Linked DNA regions of Homo sapiens: region 2 is linked to region 1. Evidence: chromatin loops called from intact Hi-C (ENCODE). Cell type or tissue: tibial artery. All regions are shown on one strand. Each heading gives the region's core, and the rest is flanking DNA. Links, peaks and the distances in the headings are about the cores only.

What was found. Hi-C counts contacts between places; a loop is a spot of excess contacts. Peaks named below come from ENCODE experiments on the same cell type or tissue, not always from the same donor. Only the 100,000 strongest peaks of a DNase experiment are listed, where the experiment ranks them.
Region 2: a loop joins it to region 1, with 5 times the contacts of the local background. A loop is called at or near these places in 2 of 110 quality-filtered maps.

What each region holds. Positions count from the first base shown.
Region 1 is chr1:169,493,205-169,503,916 of GRCh38, reverse strand. No RefSeq gene overlaps it. Among named protein-coding and RNA genes, the nearest start is that of SLC19A2, 13 kb to the right of the region's middle. In tibial artery, for the core only: no CTCF peak of the experiment used is centred there; no DNase peak of the experiment used is centred there.
Region 2 is chr1:169,379,679-169,384,678 of GRCh38, reverse strand. It overlaps BLZF1 (basic leucine zipper nuclear factor 1), which reads right to left. Exons shown (of 7, transcript NM_001320973.2): 5 at 4,070-4,198; 6 at 2,398-2,617. Among named protein-coding and RNA genes, the nearest start is that of BLZF1, 14 kb to the right of the region's middle. In tibial artery, for the core only: no CTCF peak of the experiment used is centred there; no DNase peak of the experiment used is centred there.

The DNA of each region.
Region 1 (10,712 bases), core at 3,468-8,467:
AGAGTTTGCTGAGAATGATAGTTTCCAGCTTCATCCATGTCCCTGCAAAGGACATGAACTCATCCTTTTTTATGGCTGCATAGTATTCCATGGTGTATATGTGCCACATTTTCTTAATCCAGTCCATCATTGATGGACATCTGGTTGGTTCTAAGTCTTTGCTATTGTGAATAGTGCTGCAATAAACATACGTGTGCCTCTGTCTTTATAGGAGCACGATTTATAATCCTTTGGGTATATACCCTGTAACAGGACTGCTGGGTCAAATGGTAATTCTAGTTCTAGATCTTTGAGGAATCACCACAGTGTCTTCCACAATGGTTGAACTAATTTACACTCCCAGCAACACTGTAAAAGTGTTCCCATTTCTCCACATCCTCTCCCGCATCTGTTGTTTCCTGACTTTTCAATGATTGCCATTCTAACTGGTGTGAGATGGTATCTCACTGTGGTTTTGATTTGCATTTCTCTGATGACCAGTGATGATGAGCATTTTTTCATGTGACTGTTGGCTGCATAGATGTCTTCTTTTGAGAAGTGTCTGCTCATATCCTTTGCCAACTTTTTGATGGGGTTGTTTTTTTCTTGTAAATTTGTTTGAGTTCTTTGTAGATTCTGGATATTAGCCCTTTGTCAGATGGGTAGATTGCAAAAATTTTCTCCCATTCTGTAGGTTGCCTGTTCACTCTGATGGTAGTTTCTTTTGCTGTGCAGAAGCTCTTTAGTTTAATTAGATCCCATTTGTCTATTTTGGCTTTTGTTGCCATTGCTTTTGGTGTTTTAGTCATGAAGGCTTTGCCCATGCCTATGTCCTGAATGGTATTGCCTAGGATTTCTTCTAGGCTTTTTATGGTTTTAGGTCTATCATTTAAGTCTTTAATTCATCTTGAATTAATTTTTGTATAAGGTGTAAGGAAGGGATCTAGTTTCAGCTTTCTACATATGGCTAGTCAGTTTTCTACATATGGCTAGTCAGTCACCCATGGCTGGCCGGGGACCTTGGCACAGCTGCCTCCTCCCTCGGTCACTCCTTAGGCAACACTCCAAGCTGAAAAGGCCCTTGGAGATCATCTCCTCCGATCCACGACAGTCAGCCAGATGAAGAAACTGAGGCCTGGAGAGCCCAAGATCCCATAGCAACACTCCAAGCTGAAAAGGCCCTTGGAGATCATCTCCTCCGATCCACGACAGTCAGCCAGATGAAGAAACTGAGGCCTGGAGAGCCCAAGATCCCATAGCAGTTCCTTTTTGGAGCTGACAATGTACCAATTATGCGGTACATTAGTCAGCTTTCTACATATGGCTAGCACCATTTGTTAAATAGGGAATCCTTTCCCCATTGCTTTTTTTGGTCAGGTTTGTCAAAGATCAGATGTTTGTAGATGTTTGGTGTAATTTCTGAGGCCTCTGTTCTGTTCCATTGGTCTATATATGTTTTGGTACCAGCACCATGCTGTTTTGGTTATTGTAACCTTGTAGTATAGTTTGAAGTCAGGTAGCATGATGCCTCCAGCTTTGTTCTTTTTGCTTAGGATTGTCTTGGCAATGTAGGCTCTTTTTTGGTTCCATATGAACTTTAAAGTAGTTTTTTCCAATTCTGTGAAGAAAGTCATTGGTAGCTTGATGGGGATTACATTGAATCTATAAATTACTTTGGGCAGTATGGCCATTTTCATGATATTGATTTTTCCTATCCATGAGCATGGAATTTTCTTCCATTTGTTTGTGTCCTCTTTTATTTCCTTGAGCAGTGGTTTGTAGTTTTACTTGAAGAGATCCTTCACATCCCTTGTAAGTTGGATTCCTAGGTATCTTATTCCCTTTGTAGCAATTGTGAATGGGAGTTCACTCATGATTTGCCTCCCTGTTTGTCTGTTAATGGTGTATAGGAATGCTTGTGATTTTTGCACATTGATTTTGTATCCTGAGACTTTGCTGAAGTTGCTTATCAGCTTAAGGAGGTTTTGGGCTCAGACAATGGGGTTTTCTAAATATACAATCATGCCATCTGCAAACAGGGACAATTTGACTTCCTCATTTCCTAATTGAATATCCTTTATTTCTTTCTCTTGCCTGATTGCCCTGGCCAGAACTTCAAACACTATGTTGAATAGGAGTGGTGAGAGAGGGCATCCCTGTCTTGTGCCAGTTTTCAAAGGGAATGCTTCCAGTTTTTGCCCATTCATTATGATATTGGCTGTGGGTTTGTCATAAATAGCTCTTATTATTTTGAGATACGTTCCACCAATACCTAGTTTATTCAGAGTTTTTAGCATGAAGGGCTGTTGAATTTTTTCAAAGGCCTTTTCTGCCTCTATTGAGATAATCATGTGGTTTTTGTCATTGGTTCTGTTTATGTGATCAATTATGTTTATTGACTTGGGTATTTTGAACCAGCCTTGCATCACAAGGATGAAGCCGACTTGATTGTGGTGGATAAGCTTTTCGATGTGCTGCTGGATTCAGTTTGCCAGTATTTTACTGAGGATTTTCACATCGACATTCATCAGGGATATTGGTCTAAAATTCTCTTTTTTTTGTTGTGTCTCTGCCAGGCTTTGGTATCAGGATGATGTTTGCCTCATAAAATGAGTTAGGGAGGATTCTCTCTTTTTCTATTGATTGAAACAGTTTCAGAAGGAGTGGTACCACCTCCTCCTTGTACCTCTGGTGAATTTGGCTTTGAATCTGTCTGGTTCTGGACATATTTTGGTTGGTAGGCTATTAATTATTGCCTCAATTTCAGAGCCTATTATTGGTCTATTCAGAGATTCAGCTTCTTCCTGGTTTAGTCTTGGGAGGGTGTATGTGTCCAGGAATTTATCCATTTCTTCTAGATTTTCTAGTTTATTTGTATAGAGGTGTTTATAGTATTCTCTGATGGTAGTTTGTATTTCTGTGGGATCAGTGGTGATATCCCCTTTATCATTTTTATTGCGTCTATTTGATTCTTCTCTATTTTCTTCTTTATTAGTCTTGCTAGTGGTCTATCAATTTTGTTGATCTTTTCAAAAAACCAGCTCCTAGATTCATTGATTTTTTGAAGGGTTTTTTTGTGTCTCTATCTCTTTCAGGTCTGCTCTGATCTTAGTTATTTCTTGCCTTCCGCTAGCTTTTGAATGTGTTTGCTCTTGTTTCTCCAGTTCTTTTAATTGTGATGTTAGGGTGTCGATTTTAGATTTTTCCTCTTTCTCTTGTGGGCATTTAGTGCTATAACTTTCACTCTAAACACTGCTTTAAATGTGTCCCAGAGATTCTGGTATGTTGTGTCTTTGTTCTCATTGGTTTCAAAGAACATCTTTATTTCTGCCTTCATTTCGTTATTTACCCAGCAGTCATTCAGGAGCAAGTTGTTCAGTTTCCATGTAGTTGCATGGTTTTGAGTGAGTTTCTTAATCCTGAATTCTAATTTGATTGCACTGTGGTCTGAGAGACAGTTTGTTGTGATTTCTGTTCTTTTACATTTGCTGAGGAGTGCTTTACTTCCAATTATGTGGTCAATTTTAGAATAAGTGCAATGTGGTGCTGAAAAGAATGTATATTCTGTTGATTTGGGGTGGAAAATTCTATAGATGTCTATTAGGTCTGCTTGTTGCAGAGCTGAGTTCAGGTCCTGGATATCCTTGTTAACCTTCTGAGTCAGGACAAATATCCTTACAGTCAATTCATTTATTGATTGCCTATTAAGTGCTAGGTACTGTTCAGGTACTGAAGATAACAAAACAGACAAAATTCCTACTTGAATGGAGTTTATTCACAAGTTGAAAGAAAGAGACAATAAACCATAATAAAAATATATAAGATATTAGATAATAAGTCCTATGGCAAAAATAAATCAATAGCAGGAGCTGAATATTTGTAGTGGGGAGGAAGTCAACATTAAAAAGGATGGTCAGGGGAGGCCCTAGCTTGATGTTTGAGCAAAGAGCAGAGGAAGTGAGGAAGTAAATACCACAGACATATAGGAAAAAAAAAAACTTAGAAAGCAGAAAGAACCATGAATAAACATTTTGTAGTAAAAATATGCAGGTAGTGATCCAGGATTGACAAGGAGAACCAGGTGGCTGAAGCCAAATGAGCAAGGGGGAGAGCAGAAGTTGAGATCAAAGAATAAAATGGGTGGGGAAAGGTGGAGAGAGACAGAGGGTGGGGAATAGAGTGGCTATTTAGGTCTAGCAGCCCTTGGGCTCATTTGCTGAATGAGATGGGAAGTTATTGGACAGTATTGAACGGAGAAGAATATCATCTGACTTGTGCTTTAAAAGAATCTTTGTGACAGCTATAACAAGAAGAGACTATAGGGGATCAAGGATGTTAGCAGGAAGTCCAATTTAGCTGCAATTACAGATATTCATATCAACTGTGGTAGCAATAAAAATGGTGAGAGTGGTGGAATTCCGGCCATATTTTGAAGGCAAAGTCAATAGGATTTGCTAATGAATTAAGCAGTATGCAATGTAATAGTTGTCTCCCAAGACTATGGGTAAGAACACTACCCACTGAAACACTGGCAGTGCTTTTTAAAAGCCCAGTGTTGGGCCAGGCATTGTGGCTCATGCCTGTAATCCTAGCACTTTGGGAGGCCGAGGCAGTGGATCACCTGAAGTCAGGACTTCGAGACCAGCCTGGCCAACATTGTGAAACCCCATCTCTACTAAAAAATACAAAAATTAGCCAGGCATGGTGGCAGGCACCTATAATCCCAGCTACTCAGGAGGCTGAGGCAGGAGAATCACTTGAACCCTGGGGGCGGAGGTTGCAGTGAGCAGAGATTGCACCACTTCACTCTAGCCTGGGCAACAAAGTGAAACTCCATCTCAAAAAAAAAAAAAAAAAAAAGCTTAGTGTTGTCAAAATTATTCTTTCTTTTCTATCCATTATTAACAAATTAACTTTGCATTCCACTGTATGTGAAGAGCTGATTTCTGTGAGCACAACATGAACTTTGTTATCTGATATGATTAGGCTTTGTGTACCCACCCAAATCTCATCTTGAATTATATTCCCCAGCTGTTGAGAAGAGGCCTGGTGGGAGGTGACTGAATCATATGGGTGATTTTCCCCAGTGCTATTCTCATGATAGTGAGAGGGTTCTCACAAGATCTGATGGTTTTATAAATGGCAGTTTCCCCTGGACTTCTCTCTCTCTCTCTCACCTGCTGCCATGTGAGATGTGCCTGCTTCCCCTTCTGCCATGATTGTAAGTTTCCTGAGGCCTCCCCAGCCACGTGCAATGTGTCAATTAAATCTTTCCTTTAAAAATTACTCAGTCTTCAGTTGTATCTTTATAGCAGTGTGAAAACTAATACATCATCCTTCAGAATATGTCCTCCATGGAATGTTAAATCCAACTAGCAAGAAACTCCCTGTGCATCTCAGCTCGTGTGAACTCCCACCCCACCCACTCTCACATTTCATGGAGATACCCAGCTCTCTCAGTCCCTTCATTACATGATACCTCTGGGTCCCCTCATGGCTTCCCTTCCTTCTCTAAGCAGCACACACCCATGGTTCATCAACAATACTTACAAACCCTGGGGAAAACTCTTGTCTCCAGCCTTCTGCTCCTCATTCTTACCCCCTGAGAAGCCCCCAACCTTGAATTAGTCTAGCACTCACACTCTCCGTGCTACACCCAGGCTGTAACATATACACAGACCTAGCTGGGCAATTTCTATTCACATTCCTTGTCAGTCGCTCCCCACATATGCTATTTAAACTTTCATATTCTAAGGTAGAACCTGTCTCATCCTTGTTTACCTTTTTTTCAGCAAGTACCTTGCCTCTTATCACATAGGAGAAATAGATAACATTAGGGAATGTTTTCAATGTCATCTCCTACCCCCTCCTAGTGCCTATTTATCTACATTTTCATCCACCTTAACTCCTTCCCTGGGGAGCCTGAGGCCGTTACAGGAAAGGGGTCCCAATCCAGACCCCAAGAAAGGGTTCTTGGATCTTGTGCAAGAAAGAATTCAGGGTGAGTCCTCAGTGCAAAGAGAAAGCAAGTTTATTAAGGAAGTAAAGTGGTGGAAGAACAGCTATTCTATAGACAGAGTAGGACATTCCTGAAAGTAAGAGGAGGAACACACTCACCCTAGGTACAATGCTTGTATTATATGGGGAGATGTGTTCTGCTACTAGGGTTTGTGATGAAGGATGAATTTTCTTAATTACTATATTTTTCAAGAATTGATACTACTGTCTTTAAAGCAAAATTAGGAATGCCTTTATTCTCCAGATATCGGGATACCCGGACACTCCTAAATCTGGGTGTGTTTAGTAAACATTATTAATTTGTCCCCTTAACCATAAACATCTAAGAGCTAGGATTGCCTAACTTTTTTAGAATGCAGCCCAGCAAGTCTCAGCCTCATTTTCCTAGCCCTCACTCAAAATGGAGTCATTCTGGTTTGACCACCTGACAGGGTGAATTTTCCTTTCTTAGTCAGGTCACACCTTATATTTCTGTTTTGGATCCCAGTACCTCCATACCTCAGGGACTTGTTTCATATGTGTGATTACATATGTTTGTCAAAACTTATCAAATATATATTTAATATATACTTAAAATGGGTGATATTGGACAAAAATTATACCTCAATAAAGTTGTTTAAGGAAAATTTGGTATACTCTGGATCTCTTCTTTTTCCTCTGCTCATGAATATGCTCTAGTCTCTGACAAAATAAACAAAAGCCAAATTTGAAAACGTAACTGGCATTTGCTGCCTGCACAGTATTTAAAGAGCTCCTACTTTGTGCAAGGATCTTTCCTAAGTACTTGGAAGCTGGCCCACTATGGTACTTAGATAATAATAGATCTCCTTTTTTTAAAGATTAATTTTGTGCTAGGTACTATGGAGAACATTTATCATATATAATCTTATTTAATCCTCCCAACTACCCCAAGAAGTGGATATTATTATCTCCATTTTACATGAGAAAACTGAGCCTTAGAAGGGAATGATACCTTGTCCTAGGCTGCCAAAAGTTATAATGGTGGCTAGGTCCTAAACCTAGGTCAGCCTGATGTATCCCACCATTAAGCTCTTTATATGCTAAGCCAGGTGATGAGGTTTTAGATAGGGTGGGAGTGGGGAGGTAAGATATCAGAATATTCAGATGCTCACAAGTTTCATTAATTTCTCTTTCTTGTACAAAGTCCCTGTCCTCACTGATGGGTACATATCAAAGTATCCTTTGGAGAATAAAGAACTGAGGTTCAGAGTTCTTGGTGGACCTCCCAGACACAAATTCTTGAATCTGTAGATCTTCTCTTGTATTTCACATTAGGAAGAGCTTCTGCTATGGAATGCCAATGGAAAGCTAAAGAAGAAGAGGTTAGAAATTAAACTGATATGAGTTATATGCAAAAGCATGAATGTAGACCTCTCCTGAAAGGATGTTCATACTGTAATACAGATAGGTCTTTTTCACCCTGTGGTTCATGACAGACTCTAAAGATGGTTTCACCTAAAGATCTCTACACCACAATAGAAGAACTTGGCTAACTATAAGGATGGAATGCTTCATCTATAGCTAAACGGAATGTTATAATACCTGTAAATGAGCTGCAAAAAAGCATTAGTGAAGGTTGAAAGTATAATTCATGAGGACTCAGAAATGTGTCCACCAAACACTTACTGGACAACTCTTATATTTAAAACACCACAGGAGACACCAGGAAAGATAAAGACCACACTTAGTTTCTAATCACAAAAATCCCTACAGTTAGTGGGAGAGGAAGTCATGTATATAAAAACCAGAAATTATTTACCAGGCAGGATGTGACAAGCATGCACACACACGGCTTAAATAGTCATGTTCTGTAATACCTGAATGCCTCACCAAGAACTGAAGATGTCTTCTCACTGTTAGCAAATATTCCAGCCAAGAACTCTCATCTTGAAAATCAGAATTGAGAAGGAGACAAAAGCTGAACAGCATATTGGGAATTTGCAGTTATGAGAACCTGGACGGGGGTCCTGAATCAGTATTGTATTCAGATTGAGACTTGGAAAGAATATTTCTTTACTAATCTCTTCTATCTGGGAGAATTTTACATAAAATTTTTTGAACCTTTAATTATCCATTGAAGAGTATTTTAAAATATCTCACCAAACCACATGGAGAACACATAACTGAGAGGAGATAAAATAAATGTGTGACTGTGTGTTTGAATGCATTTATACCTCATTAAGAGGGAAGGAGGGAGGAGAGTCACATATCAGAAACATTCATAGATATGGCCTGTCTTTGTGGCTTTGAGAATTTCAAAGCACTTAATATCTGTGCCTTGAGTCCATTATGTTGCCAAAAATGAATATTTGATGAGAGAAATCAACATACCCTTATTTCAGATCATTCAACATTTCTTAGTTTATGACTCATTCACATGTGATTGTAAATGCTGCTTTGGAGATTACCATAAGAGGTGACATGCTTTTACAAATCAAGACTCATCACTCTTTCCCAAAAAAGTTCTGATACATTCTCTAAGAAAGATAAAGTATATCAGAAAATAAATTATTTCACCACCTGTCTTGGCTAAATATATAGTCCAGCCCCTTCTGGTCTCACATGAACCCCATTCTTAATGGAAGTCTGTCTGATGTGAGGAAACAAGGAGGCTGCTTTGAGTCACAGACAGGGCTTGCAGAACTGCCACCTCATAGGTAACTGTGACTGCTCCCAGTGTGCCTCTGGCAATCTCTGGAAGCCCCATGGGAACTCCCAAAGGAGACACCCTGAATGCTGGGCCACATTCATTCTCATTCTCAGAGAAAAATCCAACAGCAGAGCTTAGCCAATCACTACAATGCTGGCAAGTTTGCAGTCTCCTTCCTAAGACCTCAGCTAAACATATCTCTCAAATCCAGCTAGTGTCTCAAACCCTTTCCCTCTTCCATCTTTTTTTTTTTTTTGAGACGGAGTCTCACTTGTCCCCAGGCTGGAGTGCAGTGGCGAGATCTCGGCTCACTGCAACCTCCGCCTCCCAGGTTCAAGCGATTCTCCTGCCTCAGCCTCTCGAGTAGCTGGGACTACAGGCACGTGCCACCACACCCAGCAAATTTTTGTATTTTTAGGAGAGACAGGGTTTCACCATGTTGGCCAGGATGGTCTTGATCTCTTGACCTCGTGATCTGCCCGCCTCGGCCTCCCAAAGTGCTGGGATTACAGGTGTGAGCCACCGCGGCCGGCACCCTTTTCCATCTTAGTGGGAGTCCAGTTTCTGCAAGTTTGGGAAAAGCAGTTGTGTCTATAGGAGCAGGAGTACAAACAGGATTTGAGACCTGGGTCCAGGCACTGCTAGGTGTCAAAACTCTGTAATCACTCTCACATTCAAGGTCATTGATGTTGAGAGAGAATACATTCCTCTTCCAGTACTCAGTCTGTTCTTGTTACTTAGGTACAGTCTCCCAGCTGAATCAATAGAGTCAGTGAACTTTATAGCTAGAAGGCTTATGGAGATCATCTACTCCTAACACCCATGTTAGAGGAACCTCAGATACAACATGCAGCCATTTATCTGAAGTCATGTAGCCTATTTATAGAAAAACCTGAGTGAGAATTTAGGGTTCTCAATTCCTAATCCAGTGACATTTTTGGATCACAACAAAATTTCCCCTAGATTGATTCCTAGAGTCTGTATGAGGGAGGTCCACAGAACTCATGGCATCCAGATGGATAATGTGTTAAAGTCTTTTTTCTATGAACATCTATTTCATTTTCCTATTGAATTCCACGTTATCACTGTTTGTGATATGGCCTTATGACAGAACTGTTACATATTAGCTTGTTTTTTTTTCTTTTTGAGACGGAGTCTCGCTCTGTCGCCCAGTCTGGAGTGCAGTAGCACGATCTCGGCTCACTGCAAGCTCCGCCTCCCGGGTTCACGCCATTCTCCTGCCTCAGCCTGCCGAGTAGCTGGGACTACAGGCGCCGCCACCATGCCCGGCTAATTTTTTGTATTTTTAGTAGAGACGGGGTTGCTCCGTGTTAGCCAGGATGCTTGTTTTTAAAGCTTCAGCCACTCAAGTAGTTTACGGGATAATACCCAAGTATTTTCCTAAAGGAAATTTGGGAACTTGTAGACCAGTAAAATATCGTTTTTGCCTTGAGCATCTCTATTGAAATAAATGCCACATATAGTACCAATGCAGCCTCCTGAAGATGGGATTAATGAGGGCTCAAACATGTCCATCCTCGAATCTGCAGAGTGGCTGTATTGCTATTCTTCTTCGACCTTCATTCACTCTACTCATTTTCACCAAATTTGTGTTAGGAAGGATATGATAAGACATCTGCTTTTAAGGATTCTATAGGCTGGTGAGGAAAAAAAGTTACAATAAAATGTGATAGCTATAGTAGAGGTATATACATAGTTCCAAGGGAACAGAAAACAGAGCAATTGCCCAAGAGGCATCAGAGAAGTGTGCAGAGAGGAATTGACACTTACTTCATTCATTCAACAAATATGTGTCAAGTATGAGTATGTTGCCAAGCACTGTTCTAGAACAGTAAACAAAAACAAAGCCATTGCTTTTATGGAGCTCTTATTGTAGTGCTTATTCTCAGAAACAGGCAAAATAAATAAATATATAATATAGCAAGTGGGGACGAGTGCTAAGATGAAGAAAGCAGGGTAGAAGAATAGAAGGTGGCCAGGATGGGAATGTGTGCTATTTTAAGTAGAATAAGGTGATAATTAG
Region 2 (5,000 bases), core at 1-5,000, 120 kb after region 1:
GGAGGGTAGTCCAGACAAGAAAAAGTATGTACAGAGGCATGAGATACAATGGCCTATGTGCATCATGAAAAGTGGTTAAACCCTGCTGGAATGTTAAGTGCAGTGGGTAGTGACACTTGGGAAATGATTCTTGAGAAGGGGAGATGGAAGAAAGATTATAAAAAGCCTTCTATACAATATGAATGAATTCTGATTCAATAATGAGGGAGACTGGGAACTGTTTGATGACTGATTTGGCCTTCTGAAATAACTCTCTGCCAGTAGTGGGTGGGCAGGAGCAGCTAAGAAGGAGGGCAGGGATATCAGTGAGGGGGCAACTGCAGTGGGCTAGGCTGGAAGTCAGGTGTTTGAACTTGGGAGGGGATAAATTAGAAAAAAACTGGTAAGATCTGTAAAATCAACAGGACTAGGGGAATGAAGGAAATAGTAAAAACGATAGCTACCATTTATTGAGAAATTACAATATATTGGAAACTGCTGCAGGCTTTATATGTGTTTTTTATCGAAATCTGAAAACAGCACTATAGAGTAGGTATAATTCATCAAGATAGGGAATACAGGAAAAGGAGGAGATTTTTAGGGGTGGGGGGTTGTACAAATGCAAAAGCAAGGAGAAAAGAGATTATATTTTTAGCCATCTGTGGAACAAGTAGATGGAAATACCTGGCTGGATATAAATCTCTCAGACTCAGAAAAAAGTCTGAGATGGAAAAGTCACAAGCATAAAGCTATGGTAAACAGAATAACACCAAGAGAATAGAGAAAGTATGTTATGTAAAGAAAGCTCAAGAGGGGTCACAGGAAGAGGATGCCCCTCCCCCTCAAAAACTTAGAAACAATGGTCACAAAAGTAGTGAATCGTTTCAAGAGTATGGTGTTTAGGAACGAAGAGATTTTGAAAAGGGGAACACAGATTCCTATGAAACATGAACATCTAAAGGAGGAAAAAAGTCTATGAAGAAGAGCTCAGAGAGGTAGCATCAGGGCCAAGAAAGAGTGATGTTACAAAGGTCAAGGGAGTTTCCAGGAAGGAATGCTCGATACAGTATAATATGATAGTAAATGTTCATGACCTTTTTAAGAGTACTTACTGAGAATAGTGGGGCAGGAAGTCTACAGATTTAAGTGACGGTAGGAATTGAGGAATGGATGGTGTTTAAGTACAAACATGTCTGGACAACTTGTCCAAGATTCTTGGATGTGAAAGGAAGGTGATAAAGCCATATCCAGACATCTTACAATAGAGGGAAGATTTTTCTTTTTTAGATGAATGATGCTTGGACATGTTCTTAAGCCAAAAGGAAAGAGCCAACAGAGAGAAGGAATAACTGTTGAGGGTGAAGCCAGGGCCTAGAGGGGAGGTATGCTTAGGAGAAGAGGAAGGACACCTTTTCCTCTGAGAGAAATGTATGCTGCCATACAGATAGGCTTCTAGATATCTAATGAAACCTTCAGGCAGTTTTCTGCCTCTGTCCCCTTTTTCTTCTGTGGATTAGGAAGGAAAGTCATCTGCTGAATGTGAGGTAGTATTTGATGGGTACTGAAATAAAAAGGCAAACAGCTGAACTGACACAGGACTGGGGTTTGCAGCATACTCGGAGAGGAAGATAAGGCAGTAAGGCACTTATGAATAGAGTCTAGGAAAGCTATGTGGGAAGAGAAACTAAAAGAGTGAGCTGATGAGATACATAAAAAAATATAGGGACCAAGGGAATAAAAACAATTATATGATCAAAGATGTGTTCACATCCAGGGAGTCAGAATGAAGAATCAGAGTTGGAAAGAAAAAAAGTTGAGATCACAGATCACAGAGACAGAGATGTTGAGTTGAAGATTTTAATAGTGCAAGAGTTATGGCGACAGGCAGGGACCCAGATGGGGACATGAGAGTTGTAACGAAGGTGAACTTGGTTGTTGTCACAGACATGTGAGATGAGTATTTGACAAGCCAGCTGCATGGACCCTGAATTCATCCAGGACTATACTATCTGTACTGTAGTATTTGATACATTTCCATCTATATGTGGAAATTAAGTAATTTCTTAGATCAGAAGTAATCTATGAATCTACTAATTTAATCTACATTAAAAATTCTACACAGTGGTTTTTATATCAAAATGAACTCATGAAAAGGATTATCAGTGACTTAATAGCTAAAACATAGGACCTCTTTCAAAACAATTACTTTTTTTGTCCTTAAAAATAGAACAGTAGTGTTAGAAAATATTAAAGCGCAGAAGAGGAAATAATTTTCTCCAAGATAACACACTCAATAGCATGAGTGGTTTAGATCCCACATTTCCTAATTCCTAATGCCAAATGCTTTCCATGATATGTCACCTTTCAGTAAAAGGACAGTGTTAGAAGTTCCATAGATCACAAAAGAAAATATTTTACCGTTTCAGCCATTTTCTCAGCTGGGGTGCTGCAGAATTCAACTGTTGATGGAATCTTTTTTTGATTGTTAATGCCAACATTTCCCAGAAGATGAGAATTTACTGCTTTTGCCAACTTGTGATTTGTTAATGCTAGCTCTGCTGTGCTGTGGGGTTGTACACTAGGGGAGTAAGTTTGCTCTCTTCCCCATTGCAAGGAAACTAAGAGCTCCTCCAATAATCTGCATAGAACACACATGAACACCGGACATAGTAAGAGAGCAAAATGTAAAAATTAATAATAGTAAATAGGTAATACAAATATTTCTGAAATTATATAACATCTTTCTCTGATCCCTTTCTCTCTCAGAGTTCCATAAATTCGGATGTCTTAGTCAAGTAAGTTAGACTACAGAAAGCATATGTTAATCTACTAGGTTGTTGTATGAAAATCATTTAACAAACAGTACTTTTCTTTGTTCTCATCTTTTAGTATAGGAACTACTTACATAATTTGTGCAACTATGGGGATATTCATACGGTTTTTCTTTTTTGGTGAGTTACATTAATTGATTCTTGAATGCTAAACCAATCTACAATTCCTGGGATTCACTTTACTTGGTCAAAATGTATAAAACTTTTTCTGTATTGTTGGACTTGATTCACTGAAATTCTGTTAAGGATTTTTGCATTTATGTTCATTAGAGATATTAGTTGGTGGGTTTTGGCTAATGGTTCTGATATCAAGACAATGCTGGTCTCATGAAATGAGCTGGAAATTGTTTCCTTCTCTTCTGTTTTCTAGAATAATTTTTATAAGTTTGGTTTTATGTCTTCCTTAGATGTTTACTAGCATTCATCAGTGAATCCATCTAGACCTGGAATTTCCTTTACTGGAAAATATTTAATTTTTAACTATAAATTATATTTGCTTTAATAGGTTAGGGCTATTCAGGTTATCTATTTGTTCTTGAGTAACCTTTGGTAGTTTGTCTTTCATGGAGTTTGTCCATTTCATCTAAATTACTGAATTTATTGACATGGATTTGTTCATAACATTTCTGTATTATCTTTTTTATGTGTATAGAGTCTATATTGTACCCCCCCCTTCATTCCTGATACTGGTAATGTATATCTTCTCTTTTTTTCCTGATTAAACTGGTTAGACGTTTCTTGTGTTTTCATTCTTCTAATTTCCCCTATAATTTGCTCTTTGACACTTACTGATTCTACGTGTAATAAATCAACTATATAAAAATGCAAAAGGCTTTTAAGGAAGACCATCAATTTTGATAGTTCTGGAGTATATGGACATGAAAACAAGCTCTAATACTGTAGGAAGTCTTCAAAAAGATCTCTTTCCACAGGAGAGACAGGTACACTCCTTGGCTTCTACCGAAAACTGTACGACTACAACTATTACCAGCAATTGCTTTTAAATCCAGAGAATCCTTCTACTACAGATATAACTAATTATTTCCCCAATTAAGAATGTGAAAAGCATGCCTTCTATTTTTTCAGTCCTCTTCCCTCCCAGAGCATCTATTTTAAAATGCTACTAAAAGTATATGCTCAGTAAGTTATCAAATGTAGACACACCCAAAACAAAAACAAACAAACAAAAAAACCAAAACTACAATAACTTAATTTGCAGGAGAAAGCAGAAGAGTTCAGAATGTAAACAAGTGCCATACTTCTGGGTAGCTATCATTTCTTGACGAAACTGTTCCCGTTCACTTAGGAGATCTTGTATAGCCCCGTGTGCATCACGGTTTTGACGCTGTAAAGCTGCTCTTGAGTTGGTTAACTCATCTGCCATTACCCTGAAAAAGATTAAAATCTTACATATAAATTTGCTGACAATAATACAGTGTAAAAAATTGAATATACTACTTTGTGACTGTCACTTTCAGAAGCTAACAAAGATTTAACAGTATAGTTACTTCACAGTTTTTAAATTTTAGCTAAAGAGCATTAAAAATGCTTATTAGCTTAGAGTTCATTAAAGGGATTCAGTTAAAATATTCATTTAGACAATGACAAAGGCAAGAGTTATTCAACTTTCCTATATAATGACTTTTGGAGTACATCTCAATCTTACTCTAGATTGACCAAAATTTGAAAGAAAAAATTATTAAATATTTTTAAATACAGAAAAACTTAAAGAGACAAACAAAACTAAATTATCTTCTTCACTCAATTACCTCTTTGCCCCCAGAAAAATATTAATATAAAAAGATTTATATAAAGTCTTTTGTCATGCCCAGCATACCTATCCTTTTATATGCAGTCAACAAAGTTTTTTTACACTTCTCAAAAAAAAATTTATGTATATTTCAACATATACATGTGTTAAAAATAAATTTATCCACTTTATTTACAAAAAGAGATACTGAATACGAACTTTTCTAAATCTTAGTTTTTCATTTAATAATTTATCTTAGAGACTTATCCATATTAGCACATATACAGCTATCTCATTCCCTTTTTTCAAAAATTAGCTTCATGTTTTCTACTGATTGGATACACAAAATTTTATTTAACCAGTTTTCTATTGATGGAATTGAAGCAAAATGTTCAAGTATGGTTAATCGGCTGAAAAATTTAAAATTAAAATTTAAGTCT